Linked DNA regions of Homo sapiens: region 2 is linked to region 1. Evidence: chromatin loops called from intact Hi-C (ENCODE). Cell type or tissue: Calu3. All regions are shown on one strand.

Region 1 (8,000 bases):
CCTTACATTTCTTTAATGATGTGCATCCTGGAATCCCAGATTTAGCAGAGGTTTTGGAGGTCTAGCCCATCTGATCACCCAAACCTCAGTGGGAGGTTTACTTATGTAGATTTCTGAAGTTTCCCCCCTCACACATTGTCTCAAAATCAACGATGTTGAGAACACCTCACAAACAGAGTCTGCAATCTTACACATGAGGCTCTAGACAAGGTTCCATGGTTACCATAAACATATAAAACAGAAACCCATTCGATGAGTAAAAAGAATCAGAGGCCTCAAACTCAACACGGGTAGAAGAAATTTCACAACTGTGCTAACAGCAACTTTTTACTACAGTAAAGGGAAAAAAATTCTGATAAGTAATTCTTGCTGGCACAGTTAGGAGAAACATGAATCAGATACTCCTGATGAGATGTACAAAGTGCTCCATCATCCCATCATGCTGGGAAACAAAAGGCTCCAATATTGAAAACATCATCAGCTGGATCCCATGGATACAAGTTAAGGAACAATGACATTGATGATCGCGCAGCACATCCTATGGAAGCAGAACTGGATTTTCTCTTTTCTCCTACAACAGACCCTCTTACATGACTTTGGACTAAGAGCCACAGAGAAGAAAAGAAAGACATAATTATAAAATTTTAACTCTCTGTGCTTTAAGAAGAGTGTTTTAAGCAAGATTTTCTCTTTTTGATGTAAAGGCAGAACACAGCAGGATTGGGAACATACCAGTATGCTGATTACTAGAGAGCAAGCTGTGTTAGTGAAATAAAAAGCACTATTAATATTTTCTAGATGCAGGTTAGGTAAAATGAATGTATCTGAAGTCTACTTCTGTTGGAAAAAGGAAAAACATCGTGAGGCAAAACCAATCCTTAAGCTATACCTGCTGATATTTGCTTTACACCACAGTTAAATCTTAACAGTATTCAAGGGACCAGAAACTAGCCTCTGACTCATAAGAAAATCTTCCAATGGGGTAACGGAGGGTTGTGATATTATGGACTGTACAAAGAAAAGCTCTCCAACCTGAGCCCTGTTCCACCACCAACTTTGGGAATTATAATTAACTGAAGCTTTTTTGACACAGGAGGTGATGTCCAAGCAAGGTGTAAGTTTGGGGGATGTGGTGGGGAGCTGCTCTTCGCTAGCTTTCCATCTAAACTGACCACAAAGGCATCTACTAACATATAAATGAGTCAGACAGTAGTACAGGCTAAGCTGAAAAATGGATTCACATTGTGTAAAAGAATTAATAACACTAGGCATGCGGGGAACAGGTCAAGCCTGACAGGGACCAGATTGAGAGTTCAGGCAAGAGTTGTGGCTACCAGAGCAAGCTCCACATGCCCCCAAAGGAAAGTAACAAGAGCCATGAAATGAGCCACAGGATGAGGGCAGGGTTGTCACATAAAACATGGGATGTCTTATTAAACTGGAATTTCAGACACATGAAGAATAATTTTGGAGTGTAAGTAATGGGACAGGCTTATACAGAAATATTATTCTTTGTGTATCTGAAATTCAAATTCAGTGGGTGTCCTGTATTTTTATTTGCTAAATCTGACAACTCTAGATGAGGAAATGGGGCTCAAGGTAGCCTTAAATGAGACAAAGAGAGAGACTAGGGAATGACAGTGTAAGTGAGACAGAATGGGAACCAGGGTTTCTGCCAGAGGAAAGCTGACTTAGGTCTGAAGCAAGCTAGGAGTCAAAGGAAAGGGCCAGTGAAGAAAATAACGTGAAGGGAAAAGTAAAGTTTTTGTAGTGAGTAACTGTGTATTGAAGATAAACAGCACTTAAGACCACATGGCTTGTTGCTCATTATGATGAAGATGTAAGGAAGGGGAGGGACACGGTGTTGGTGTCCACAAAAAAGGGAACGACTAATCCAGCCTGAAGAAAAACACTAAGTAAATGTGGTAAAGGGGACCTGGACTCTGTGACAGACTCCATACAACTGGTAATCTGGTAAGATTTATTTTCTTTGCAAACTGGAGAGGGTGGGGGCCAGGGGAGGGGGAAGAGTTATTTTCCATAGGAATATTCTTTCAAAGTGGAACCAAAGAGAAAATAGGCCCTTATTTCTGTTATTGGACATTTCTAAAGCATGAAAAAATCAGGCACCACTTTACTGCTTTGGAGGGAGAAGATAGGTCCAATAGCAGAGGAAATCAAATTCAGTTCAGATAAACACATCTGAAGAAATAAAATAATTTACTCTGAAAAAAATGACTGTAATAAATACTTGTATTAGTTTATCAGAAAAGACTTTGGTACAATATGAAGCACAATCTTCCTAAAATTCAAGTAAAAACTAAATCTACTCCCAAATTAACATAAAAATAATTTTTCATCTTAATATTTATTATTCCAACTGCTTGTTTCTTCTGGAAATCCATTACTAAATGAAGCTAAAATTTAAGCCTCTGCCTCTGAAAATCTTTCCCTATCATTAAAAAATTTTGATAAAGAATTACCTCAATATCCTATGCATTAAAAGAAAAATCAATGACCAAAACCACAAAAGTATTTAATAGATTTAAATACATAAAAACTTAAAATTGCTCAAATGCATATATTTTTAAAACCATAGACAAGTAAATGGCAAACTACAAACCTAGAAATACCCCAGATATAGCAGATGGAGATATATTAGTCTTACACTATTAAGAGCTCATTTTAGAAGATAAAATCTTTTACACCACATAGGAAAATGGAAAAAAGTCATGAGAAGATAATTTATAAAAAAGGAAAAAAAATGGACAATGAACACAGAAAATAGCTAACTTCCCTAGGAATCAAAAAAATCCTTATTATATCAATACTTAGCTAACATTTTCATGTATCAAATTAGCTATTTTTTAAATTAAAATATTTAGCACTAATTAAGGTAGTGAGCATCAAACACCTTCCTAGTGTATAAATTGGTTTTAAAAAACCTTTCTAGAAAGTAGTTCAGCAGTATATGTCAAAAGCCTTGGGAGGCTGAGGCAGGAGAATCGCTTGAACCCGGGAGGCAGAGGTTGCAGTGGGCCGAGATCGCACCATTGCACTCCAGCCTGGGTGAGGGAGAGAGACTCCGTCTCAAAAAAAAAAAAAGAAAGAAAGAAAAAGAAAAAGAAAAATCATGTTCTTTCATCCAGGAATTCCACTTCTAGGAATCTGTCCTAAGGAAATCATCACATGTATCATCAAAGACTTACAAAGATATTCATCACACTTATTTATAATAGTGTAGAAAATGGAAAAGCATATAAATGTATAAATGTTCATTAATAAAAGAATAGTTAAAATTGAATACTGGACAGTCATTAAAATTGCAGTTAAAACAATTTAATTTAAATGATCCTTGATTGATATAATATTAAGATTTTCAAAGTAGCACACAAAACTATATTTATCTGTCTATATACAGCATGATTACAATTATACATGAAAACAGTGGAAGAAAATATGCCCCAACGTTAACTGTGATTAAATGATTTATAGGATTATGGAGCAATTATTGTTTTCCTTTAAATACTTTGCCTGTGTTTTCTGAGGATTCTGCAATAAATGTGTACTACTTTTGAAATCAGGGGAGAAAATGAGCAGAACTAGATTTAGCTAAAGAACTTTTTTTTTATTATAGCAAGGAAAATAGCAACATAGATTAATCTAAGAATATGCATAGGCTTAGACCTGTACAAGGCAATAAATAAATACCTTGGTATTTATTTAAACATTTATATTTACATATTTAATGATTACCTTGTGTACTGCAACTCTTTATTTATCATCTAAATAATACAGTAAAAAATAAACAGGAATTAAACTGAACAAAGAACAAAATCTTTGCTCCCCAAATCAAATTTTCCTCCCTTAAAACTGAGTTTGCCACATAATCCAACTATGTTATTTGTTTTCTTACAACCTAAAATTTGTAAAATTTGAAATTACTCTTCTAAAAAGGAAGAAAGCCAATTAGCAGTTTTCTTTCAGCCAGGGTTTCTCCGGTTTACCTTGGAGGTGAGAGATTTGAGTAAATGTCTTGTTGCCACTATAGGCATGAATAGGAATTAGCGCCCTCTTGTGAGCATGAGATGAAAACCTTAAAATACATTTGAAGCTGAAAGGGACTTCAGTTATTTCACCATGAGGGAAGACAAAGAATTGTGCTCACTAGACAAAGAAGATCACACTCCTTAAAGTAAAATCATCTCAGAATTCCTGATTATTTAGATTTTCAACATACAATGCATTTGTATGGGAAAGTGCCTGACATTCAATAGATTTACAGCTTGTCTTAAAATTCATGAGAGGCAACGTGAATGTTCTGTACTACTGCCACTGCGTGGGAAGTTATCACAGTGGAGGACGTGATAATCTACCTTTTGGCGAGTACGATGTACTGTGCTCACATGTAAAAAGCAGAATTTCCAGAAGAGGGATCAAGTCTTTCAGAAATGATAGAAGATAGTAACTTTTCTAAATTCTTAAAGAGTCATAAATCATTTCTTGAAAAATAAAAATGATGAAAACAACTTGTTAGCGCAGGAACAAAATAAAATTGGAGATTATTTAGAATACAGACTACAACTTCAGCATAGCACAGAGCACTTGTAGAACAGAATAAGTTCCCTTTTACATAGGTTAGTAGATTCCCGTCTACAAAAATAAATAAATAAATAAGAGAATCACATCTCCTATCACTCTAATCTGGGAGTTTTTAAAATTACACCTTACTATAGTAATTTCACATCTGATTGACAGGTTAAGATACACAATTAATTCTAAAACATCAAAGTGGGAGGGAGATCATACTAAAATGAAAAAAAATTTTCAAGGCATTAGGTCCTATAGTATTCTTCAACAACACTGCCAGACTTTTCCTGGGATGCTGCCAGCCAATCCCAGGTCAAAGCTTAATTGGCATTCCCAGTTAGCGGACTCTAAATTTGAGAAAGGCCACACATTGTCTTTAAGCATTTATAATGCAGTTAACTCTAATCAAAATTTCTTTATTTTTGTCAAATAACTTCAACAAACTTTTTTTCTAGCTATTTAATGTTCTCATTTATTTGAGGATGGGCATTAGCACTGAAGGGTGAGTGAATGACATTGGAAAATCATTTTAGTCAACTTGTTTCTAAACATCAATGGAAGGAAGTAAACATTTCCATCTGTTCAGCTCATTAGTGCTGATAAATGGAGATTGCAAAACTCAGAGGCTATGGATTCCTAATGGACTTGACTTACATCAGTGGCTCTCCAAGTGTGGTGTGGGAAATCCCTAAGATCCTTTCAAGAAGTCCAAACCTTCAAAACTACTTTCATAATCATACTAACACATTATTTGCCTTTATCACTCTCATTCTCCTACAAGTATACAATGCAAGTTTTGCAACAGATTGATGCAGAAGCAGATATGTGAGTCCACTTGTCTTCTATTAAGTCAGACATTAAAGAGATTTGCAAAAATGTAAAACAATGCTACTCTTCTCACTTTCTGTTTTATTTTGGAAAACACAATTTAAAAAGCATTATTTAGATTAACCCACATGGGCTTACTTTTGTTCTTTGGACATGTCATAAATATTTTTAAATTCCTCTATTTTAATTTATAATGTAATGAATATAAATTGAGATAATCCCACAGAAACCAAAGCTCTTTGGGTCTTTAATAATTTTAAAGAGTGTAAATGAGTCCTAGACCAAAATTCTTAAGAATAGCTGTCACAGATCTCTTATTTTGATTCAGCATTAAAAAGTTATATTAATGTTGAGCTCAGACACTCCAAAAAATCTTTCCAGATTTTCAGAATCAAAGCAACCTCCTGCTGTGCTCCAGAGTTCAAAGGCATTTTTGACTTTATGCTACTCAAAATCCAAATTAAATTTCACTTCAGTGCAGAATAAGAAATTTTCAAATATCATTCATTCATCCATTCAATAAAAATTTACTGAGTATCTATCATGTGAAAATACAGCTATGTTTGGAACATTGCTAGTCTGGGGAAATAAAATGGTATCTTTTCAGACTAAAACCATATATGCCCTGCTCCTAAATAGTAAGACCTAACACTGATTAAGTATATGCTAAGTGCTAGACCTTGTACTAAGTGCTTAATGGCATAACTAATTTATTTCTAACAAGAACCCTATGTATTATTATTATTCCTATTTCATGGATGAGGAAACTGGGGCATAGAGAGATTAAACAATTTGTCCAAAGAGCTGACAAGTGGCAGAGCCAGGATTCAAACCAGCAGAATCTCTGCATATAACCTCCCCAGTAAAACTGGCACCATCCAGCAGGGTACTGGGCCTGGATATGCATACCAGCTGCATGTAACAGAGCTAAACCCAAAGCAATGTCAAGATTCACTGGATGTAGTTTACCTTGGCAGAGCTGGAAGAAACCATAACTTTGAGTTTACTGTTAATTCCTGGATTCTGACTATTGGACTAAAAAATTAATTGATAGGTACTTCTGGTCATCCTTCACTTATTCACAGTTATAAAAGTTGTGAAGAAATGGCCCTAATATTACCCATAATCCTAAAGTATAGTTTCTATAAAACAAGTTTTGACCAGCTGGGCATGGTGGTACAAGATTATATTCCCAGGTACTGGGAAGGCTGAGGCAGGAGGGTCTCTTCAGCCTAGGAGTTCTAGGCTGCAATGAGCATGACTGCATTCCAGCCTGGGCAACAGAGCAAGACCTTGTCTCAAAAAAATATATATTAAAAATTAAATAAATAAATAAACAAAATAATAATAAATTTAAAAACAAGTTTTGACCTTGCAATGTGGAGAGACCCAGAAAGCATATCATCATCAAACCAGCTCTCAGGAAAAATGTCTACGAACCTTCAGTAACACTTATTTTTAGGTAAATAGATGAGTAAATAAATACATAAATCAGTCATTATGTCCTTTGTCCCCTTACAACCCCAAATCCATATGTTGAAGTCCTAACCCCCAGTTCACTTCAGGATGAGACTGTACTAGGAGATAAGGACTTTAAAGAAGGTAAAATGAGGTCATGTGGGTGGACCGTCATCCAACAGGACTGCTGTCTTTATAAGAAGAGAGAGACTAGGGACACATAGGTACAGAGAAAAAGCCATGTGAAAGCACAGCAAGAAGGTGGCCATCTGCAAGCCAAGGAGAGAGGCTTTGGAAGATACCAAACCTGCCACTGACACCTTGATCTTGGACTTCCAGCCTCCTGTGAGATATTGTGAAAAAAATAAATTTCTATTGTTTAAGCCTCCTAGTCTGTGGGATTTTGTTATAGTAGTCCTAACAGATACTGTAACAGATAAAACACCAGCCAAACTCTTTCATCCAACTGTATTTTTTAAAATTCCACAATTTTAACATTTATCATAATGCTTGTAAACTTATTAAATTGTAGCATCTAGGTACTTGCCTATGAAGAAAAACAGAAGTATCCCTAATTTTATAATGGGGATCTAGGTATGGGTGGCTGATATGATTTGGCTGTGTCCCCACCCAAACTTCATCTTGAATTGTAGTTTCCATAATCCTCACATGTCATGGGAGGGACCCAGTGGGAGGTAACTGACTCATGGGGGCAGGTTTTTCCCATGCTGTTCTTGTGATAGTGAATAAGTCTTATGAGATCTGATGGTTTTATAAAGGGCAGTTCCCCTGTACACGCTCTTGCCTGCCACCATGTAAGATGTGTCTTTGCTCCTCCTTCGCCTTCTGCCATGATTGTGAGGCCTCCCTAGCTATGTGGAACTGTGAGTCCATTAAATCTCTTTTTCTTTATAAATAACCCAGTCTTAGGTATGTCTTTATTAGCAGCATGAGAACAGACTAATATGGTAAATTGGTACTGCAGAGTGGGGGCACTGCTGTAAACATACCCAAAAATGCAGAAGTAACTTTGGAAATGGGTAACAGGCAGAGGTTGTAACCACTTGGAGGGCTCAGAAAAACAAAAGAAAATGTGGGAAAATTTGGAACTTCCTAGAGACTTG
Region 2 (8,000 bases), 140 kb after region 1:
CCATGCGTGCAATGCATGTACCATGCAGACAACAGGAAATTCTGGTATAATCAACACTCACAAAATAAGTTCATATACCCATTTTAAAAATCGAGCTCAATTCGTAGAAAACCTTTAGATTCATGCTAAAATTGGGCAGGACAAACAGAGGTCCCCCATATCCTCTGCCCCCTTAGATGCATAGTTCCTTTCACTAACAACTTTCTGTCATAGAGTGGTACGTTCGCTGCAATCATTCAACCTACAATGACACATCACTCTCATGATGAGACCACATAGCTCTCCTTAGCATTCACTTGGGTGTTGTAAATTCTATGGACTGGAGCAATGGCATAGTTACATGTATCTGCTATTATTCTATCATATGGAATAGTTTCAGTTCAGTACCAATGCACTGTGTCCTATCTCTGCACTGTTTCTTCATCCTCAGTGCCTTGCAACCACTCAACTATTGATTTATTTATATTTAAAATAGACACATCTTACTGTATATAATATGAACATTTAAGCAATATTAATTTTTCCAATTCATGAACACAGGATATCTTTCCATTTATTTGTGTGTTCTATTTCTTTCTTCAACATTTTCTAGTTTTCAGTGTACTGGTCTTTCATCTCCTTGGCTAAATGTATTTATAAGTATTATTTTTTATAGCTATTATGAAATGAAATTTTTTATTTTGGGGGAAATAATTTATTCTTAGTATATAGAAACACTACTGATTTATGTGTGTTAATTTTGTATCCTGCAACTTTACTGTATTTGTTTGATAGTTCTGTTTTTTGGTGGAGTCTTTAGGGTTTATTACATATAAGATCATCTCATCAGGAAACACTGACAATTTCAATTCTTTTTTTCCTATTTAGGTGCCCTTTATTTCTCCTTCTTGCCTAATTGCTCTGACAAGGATTTCCAATACTATGTTGAATAAAAGTGTCAAGGCTGGACATCTTGTCTGGTTCCAGATCTCAGAGCAAGGGCTTTCAAATTTCACCATTGAGTATAATAATAGTTGTGAGCTTCACATATATGGCCTTTATTGTGTTGAAATACATTCCCTCTACACCTACTTTAGTGAGAGTTTTTATTGTGAAAGGATATTGAATTTGTCAAATGTTTTTTCTGCATCTAATAAGATGATCATATGTTTTTGTCTTTCATTCTGTTAATATGATGTATAACTTTTATTGATTTGCATAAATTGAACCATACTTACATCACAAGGATAAATCCCACTTGATTATGGTGAATGATCCTTTTAATGTGTTGTTAAATTTGGTTTGCTAGTATTTTGTTGAAGATTTTTACAACTATGTTCATCAAAGATATTAGCCTGTAATCTTTTCTTATAATGTCCTTGCCCAGCCTTGCTATCAGGAAAATGCTGGCCTTGTAAAAAGTTTAGAAGTATTTCTGCCTCTTCATTTTTTTGAAGAGTTTCAGAAGGATCGGTATTAGTTCTTCAAATGTTTGGTAGAATTCAGATTGGTAACCATCAGGTCTTAAGGTTTTTATTATAGGAGACTTTTTAATTACTGATTAAATCTCAATACCCATTACTGATTACTTATTAAATCTCAATACCCATTATTGGTCTTTTCAGATTGTCCATTTCTTCATGATGATTCAGTCTTGGTAGGTTGCATGGCAATGGCAAAAACCGCAATTACTTTTGCACTAACCTAAATATATGTGAAGAAATTTGTCAATTTCTTCTAGTTTATCCAATTTGTTGTATAATTGGTCATAGTAGTCTCTTGTGATCCTTTGTATTTCTGTGATATTAGTTGCAATGGCTCCTCTTTTGTTTCTGACTTTATTTATTTGAATCATCTCTTTTTCTTATTCTAGCTAAAGACTTGTGGATTTTATCATTTAAAATCACTAACTCTTAAGTTTTGTTGATCTTTTGTATGGTTTTTTTTTCTAGTCTTTATTTTATTTATTTTATTTTAATAATAAAAATCTACTCTGATTTTTATTATTTCCTTCCTTCTGCTAACTTTGGGCTTAGTTTGTTCTTTTTCTAGTTCAGTGAGGAGTAATGTTGTTTATTTTAGATGTTTTGTTTATTTTTGATGTAGGTGTTTATTGCTGTAAACTTTCCTTTGAGAACTGATTGTGTTGTATCCCATAAGTTTTGGTATATTGTGTTTTCATTTTCATTTATCTAAAGATATTTTTAAATTTTCTTTTAAATTTCTTTATTGACCCATTGGTTGTTCAGGAACATGTTTAAATTCCATGTATTTGCAAATTTTCTAAAATTCCTCCTGTTATTGATTTCTAGTTTCAATTCATTATAGTTGGAAAAGATACTTGATATTATTTCATCCACCTTAAATTTGCTAAGGCATATTTTGTGATCTAACATATGACCTATCTGTGTGTGCACTTGAGAAGAATATATATTCTGCTGTTGTTGAATGGAATGTCTTGTATTTGTCTGTTGGTTTCACTTGGCCTATAGTGTTGTTCAAGTCCAGTATTGTCTCATTGGTTTTATGTCTGAATGACCTGCCCATTGTTGAAAGTGGGATATTGAAGTTCCTTATTATTATTGTATTGCAAGCTATCTCTCCCCTCATATTCTTTAATACTTGTTTTATATATTTAGGTGCTTCTATGTTTGGTGCTATATATATATATATATATATATTCACAATTGTTATATCTCTTGATTAATTGCTTCTTTATAATTACATAAGTTCTTTGTCTCTTTTCACAGTTTTTGACTTAAAGTCTATTTTGTGTGATATTAGTGTAGCTATCCTTGCTCTCTTTTGGTTTTTATTTGTAGGGAACATCTTTTTCAATCCCTTCACTTTCAATCTATGTGTATCCTTAAAAGTAAGGTGAGTCTCTGCTAGGTTGTATATGTAAAGTTTTGGCTTTTTGATGGGGATCCCATAATTCCCATAAGATTTCTTTATTCTTTTTCATTCTTCTTTTTGTTTTTCATTTCAAATGTTCTGTCTTTGAGTTCATTGATTCTTTCTTCCACTTTATCAAGTCTAATGTTGAAACTTTCTATTGAATTTTTAAATTTAGTAATGATATTCTTTATCTCTAGGATTTCTATTTGGTTTTTTATTGTTTTCATTTTTGTCACACTTCTTAATTTGTTCATGTATTATTTTCCAGATTTTATTTAATTTACTATCCATGTATTCTTTGAAGTAACTGAAATGCTTTGAGATTAATCTGAATTCTTTATCAGTCATTTCATAGATCTCCATTTCTTTTTCCTTCTTTTTTTGAGTAGCAAATACTGTAATTTTATTCTATTTTTTAGATTTCAACTATTATTTATTTCCTTAGGGTGCATTACTGGAGCTTTATTGGTTTCTATTGGATGTATTATGATTCTCTAATTTTTTGTAATCCTTGTGTCCTTGCATTATTCTCTACATTTTTAAGGAAACAGCCCCCTCTTCTGGCCATTACTTGTGTTCTTTGACAGGGATAGATCTTTGATATTTAATCTAGCTTGTGATTCTTGAAGGGCCGGTGAGGTGATAATAAATCCAGACAAGGAGAGCTTGTTGTGAGTTCTCTAGTTGGCTGGGCTGCCGTCTTTCCTCTGATGTCAGGTGGGCTGCTGGCTTACCTCCACTGTCTGGCAAGATCACTGGCTGGATTCTGCTATTGGTCAGAGCTGCTGGCTGTGGACTGCAATGGCTTGTGGTCTCATAAATCACAGAATGCATTCCCTGGCCAAACAATTTTGCTATTTGTGGTCTGCAGTTAGGCAAGACTGAAGTTGGTCTCTGAAGTTAGGCATAGTTTCTGCTGAGGATGGGCAAGACCAGAGGTTATACTTCTTAGAAATGCATGATTGAGGATTGACTCCTTGTCAGGGTGGAGCCATGGTATGGACATTTCACTGAGTTGAGACACTGTGACCTCCTGGGTCAAGCAGGTCCAGTCCCTATGATTCTCTGAAATGGGCAGAGGCAGGCACCTTCCTGTCTGGATGGGGTCATTGAGCAGGATTTTTGGCTGAGTAGAGCTACTGCTTGACTGCCCAGGGCAATCAGATCTAGCTTCTGTTCTTTGAAATGGGCAGAGGTGGGTGTCTCGACCTGGGCAAGGTTATTTTTGTGGACTCTGACACTGGGTATGGAGACTAACCATCTAGGGACTCAGGCTAGGTTTAACCTTCCTCCATGCTTCCAAAGGTGATCAGATCAGTTTTGCAGGTGGGCTATAAGGTTTGCTGGTATCTCTGACTGAGCACCGTAACTGGCAGGAACACAGACCTACCACCAAGATTTTAGTGCTAGTCACCATGACCTCTGCCTTCTTTCTTTCTACCTGACTCCAGGCATTATAGCTAAGTCATTGGTCCCAATGTTTCCTGTGAGGTGAGACCAGAGTGAGCATCCTGAGAAGTGTGTTGGGAAGCTAGAGAAACTTGATAACTTCAACTCCCTTTTCCCCCTGTAGACACTGTGGGCTCATGGAAATCCTCTTTCTCTAGTATTGTGCCAAATTGGTGGGTGGATGTGTATGTGGTTGAAGTGAGACCACTCTTCTTACCTTTGTAATTCAGTTTTCATTCAGTACTATGGGACATGCAAGTATCTTGGGCCTGTTTCCAAGTGGAGTTTTCAAAGAGATGTTCTGTTCTTTGGATACCTGCTAGTGATATTTACATGGAGGCAGTGGGAGTGAAGGCTGAAACTTTCTATTCTGCCATCTTGCTGACATTCTGTAGTGTGCAGAAAATTCCTGATGTTCTGTTTCAAACAAATGCTTGAGTCAGAAAAAGTTGTTTTGACAGGATATTTTAAAAATTAATTATTATTTCTGTGGCTTCAAAACTGCTCCAGAAACCCTGAAAGCACCCCCAGACTGAAATCACTGAGCATATAAACAATGGTGACAATCAGCCCAAAGGCCACCCCAACATGGTTTAAGAATGAAACTCGGGTAAACAGTCATATTTCTTCTCAGTTTTGGGGAAAATAAGAAAAAAAAATTTCATTTCACCTCCAAGATCAGATTCCAACTGTTAACAGTATCTCTAGACATTAAAATTTAAAAACCATAGGCTCAAAAATGAATCATAGGTAATTGCTTTGTGCCTCTACTTACGCTTTTTTAAAAAAAATTTATACGTTATATATTTATATATTTTTTCCTATAAAGTTGACAACTTGCTTATTTAGGTCTGATATAAAGAAAATCAAACTTCATATCACTAATGCAATAGAGTGAAAAGGTAGAAAGGTGTATCCATTTTATTTCAGATGTGTTATATGATACCAAGATCTCCTATCTATGGTATAATATATGCACTAAGATGTATATGCACTAAGATGTAGTTTCTCAAGATCTTGAAAAATATTGTTAAATGCTTCATTAGAAATTGCTTTCATGTTTCGTGTGTCTGCGTAAGTCAGTGGTTCTCAGTGGGGGTAATTTTGCCCCAAAGGGGACATTTGCCAGTGTGGAGATGTTTTTTATTGTTACAACTTGAGAAGCTTTGTGCTGTTGGCATCTGGTGTACAGAGGCCAAGAATGCTATTAAACATCTCACAATGCACAGGACAGCTCCCCACAACAAAGAATTACCCCATCCAAAATGTCAATAGTGTGGAAGACTTTGGGAGGCCGAGGCGGGCGGATCATGAGGTGAGATCTAGACCATGCTGGCTAACACGGTGAAACCCCGTCTCTACTAAAAATACAAAAAATTAGCCAGGCGTGGTGGCAGGCGCCTGTAGTCCCAGCTACTGGGGAGGCTGAGGTGGGAGAATGGCATGAACCTGGGAGGCAGAGCTTGCAGTGAGCCAAGATTGTGCCACTGCACTCCAGCCTGGGCGACAGAGCGAGACTCCATCTCAAAAAAAAAAAAAAAAAAAAGGTACAATGGAGTTTAAAAATTCCTATGGTATAGTGACATCATAGCTGTAGTAACACCATGGTGCAATGCATTACTCACATAGGAGCAACAGGCGATATATACAGTCTAGGTGTATAGAAGGCTATACCACCTCGGTTTGTATAAGTTCACCCTCAAGATGTTTTCACAATGATGAAATCATCTAGCACATTTCTCAAAATATATCCCTGTCATTAATTGATGCATTACTATAATTGATCAAATCTTCTATTGTTTGTGAAAATAACTGCAGACAACAGAATCCCCTCTAGCTGGCTTATGAAGAACAAGTTTTTTTTAAAAAAAATTACGTAGTTCACAGGTATCTTGGAGTATCTAAGTATTGGGTCTGATTATCCAACCAGGAATAGAGCAGCCAAGAGAAAAATCAAAAGACACTACTGTATCCAAATGTAAAACACAACTGTGCTCCCCACCCCAATACTTGTGACACCAAGTCAGAAGCTTCACTATCACTTCAGATGGGCACCTCTGACATCATTTTTGCCAGTAGATACACTCTTTCTTGGTACAGCCACCACCTATGTTTCTCATTGCTATCTGCAAATCAAGTATAGGTGGGTCAGTCTAGTAAAAAAATAGATTGCTTGCAGTACCTTGGCTGCTAGGGAGTGGGATATCATATTTTTTAGCTTTTCAGTCTTTATAGTTCTAGAAATTAAGTTAAAGGGGATTGGAATGGGAGCTGGATGAGCCAAATTATAGTCTGCAATAGTCATGGAGCTCACATTCCAATAAATCAATTAAGATTAGGGTCAGCTGCATAGAACAAAAACTAAACTAAATTACAATATCTTGTAAACTAAAAGACGTCTGTCTCTTACATAAAAGAAGTCTGAAAATGTGAAAGATTGCAAAAATAGCACCTATTCTTCACTGCTGCCTATATCACCCCCTTTGTCATGTAAATTGAAGTTTCTCTCACTGAAGAGGTGGGATGTATTTCCTTGAATCTAATCCTGTCTTGTGACTTGCTTTGGCCAATAGAATGAGGCAGAAGTGCTGGTATTCAAGTTCCAAGCCTAAACCTTAAGATGTCGTGCTGTTTCTGCTGGCTCATTTGTGGTTTTATCATTACCATGACAGGGTTGTGCCCAGCTGGTCTGCTGAAGGACGAAAGGCACATAGAGCAGGGCTGAGTTATACCAGTTACTCTATTTGAACCCAGCTTAGATGAGCCAACTCCCAATTGGCCTCCAGGAAGCATGAGGGAGGCTAGCTTCTGATCAGCTAAATCTCATATATGTGTGAAAAATACTTATTTTTATGAACCTTTCTTACTCAGTATTATTGCAGCACTGGATAACTGATACAGGAACAAAGCAGTCTGAGGCAAATATGAAAGCTCAGAAGCGTGAGGGACCCAAATGCTGGATATTTTGTAGCTCTGCATCCTCAATGTACAGCTTCTATTTCATAGTTCAATGTGGTTGCTTAACCATCACATCTAAATCCCAGCCAGCAGGGAAAAAAGGAGGTGTGAAGAAAGGAACAAATGCTCTTTTTAAGGAAACTTGCTGGAAGTTTTATGTAGGAACCTAGTTATAGTCACATCAGCAGCAAAGAATGAGGATTGGAAAATGTAGGCTTTATTCCTATTTCCTGTGCCCAGATACATACTGGGGCCTCTAACACTAAAGAAGAAGGGGAGGACAGATACTGGGGGACAATTGGAAGCTACATTTGCCAGTAAAACATACTGACAGATAAAAGTTTGCTGTTTCCCTCACTTTTGTTCATATATAGGGCTCTTACCAAATGAAAGCAGTTTTCTGAATTTAAGATACATTTCTTTCTGGATATATTGCTAAATTATAATAATAATTAAAGAAATATTGATATTCATAAATCCAAAATATAATTTTTTTGTATAGCATTTTACTGCTATGCAATTCTGCTTTTTGCTACAGGGATAAAGACTTTTTTGGTAATAGGCCAAAAGAGAGTGTTCCACTGTCTAAATAATTCAGCCAGTGTTAGCAAGTGTTAGAACAGAGAAGCATTTGTTTTTGTCTTAAGTGGTCATCAAGTACAATAACAGACTCCATCTGGGATGAAAGACTAGATTTTTTTTAACTGACACATAAT

The links. A loop is a pair of places that touch in the nucleus more often than their neighbours do. Peaks named below come from ENCODE experiments on the same cell type or tissue, not always from the same donor. Only the 100,000 strongest peaks of a DNase experiment are listed, where the experiment ranks them.
Region 2: it touches region 1 in a loop (4-fold over the local background); 3 of 110 quality-filtered maps call a loop at or near these places.

Annotation. Positions count from the first base shown.
Region 1 is chr6:117,972,307-117,980,306 of GRCh38, reverse strand. The region is part of intron 1 of SLC35F1 (solute carrier family 35 member F1); the gene reads right to left. Among named protein-coding and RNA genes, the nearest start is that of SLC35F1, 69 kb to the right of the region's middle. In Calu3, CTCF peaks have their summits at 3,887 and 4,101 (motif pointing left); no DNase peak of the experiment used is centred here.
Region 2 is chr6:117,836,330-117,844,329 of GRCh38, reverse strand. No RefSeq gene overlaps it. Among named protein-coding and RNA genes, the nearest start is that of SLC35F1, 67 kb to the left of the region's middle. In Calu3, no CTCF peak of the experiment used is centred here; a DNase peak (open chromatin) is centred at 3,449.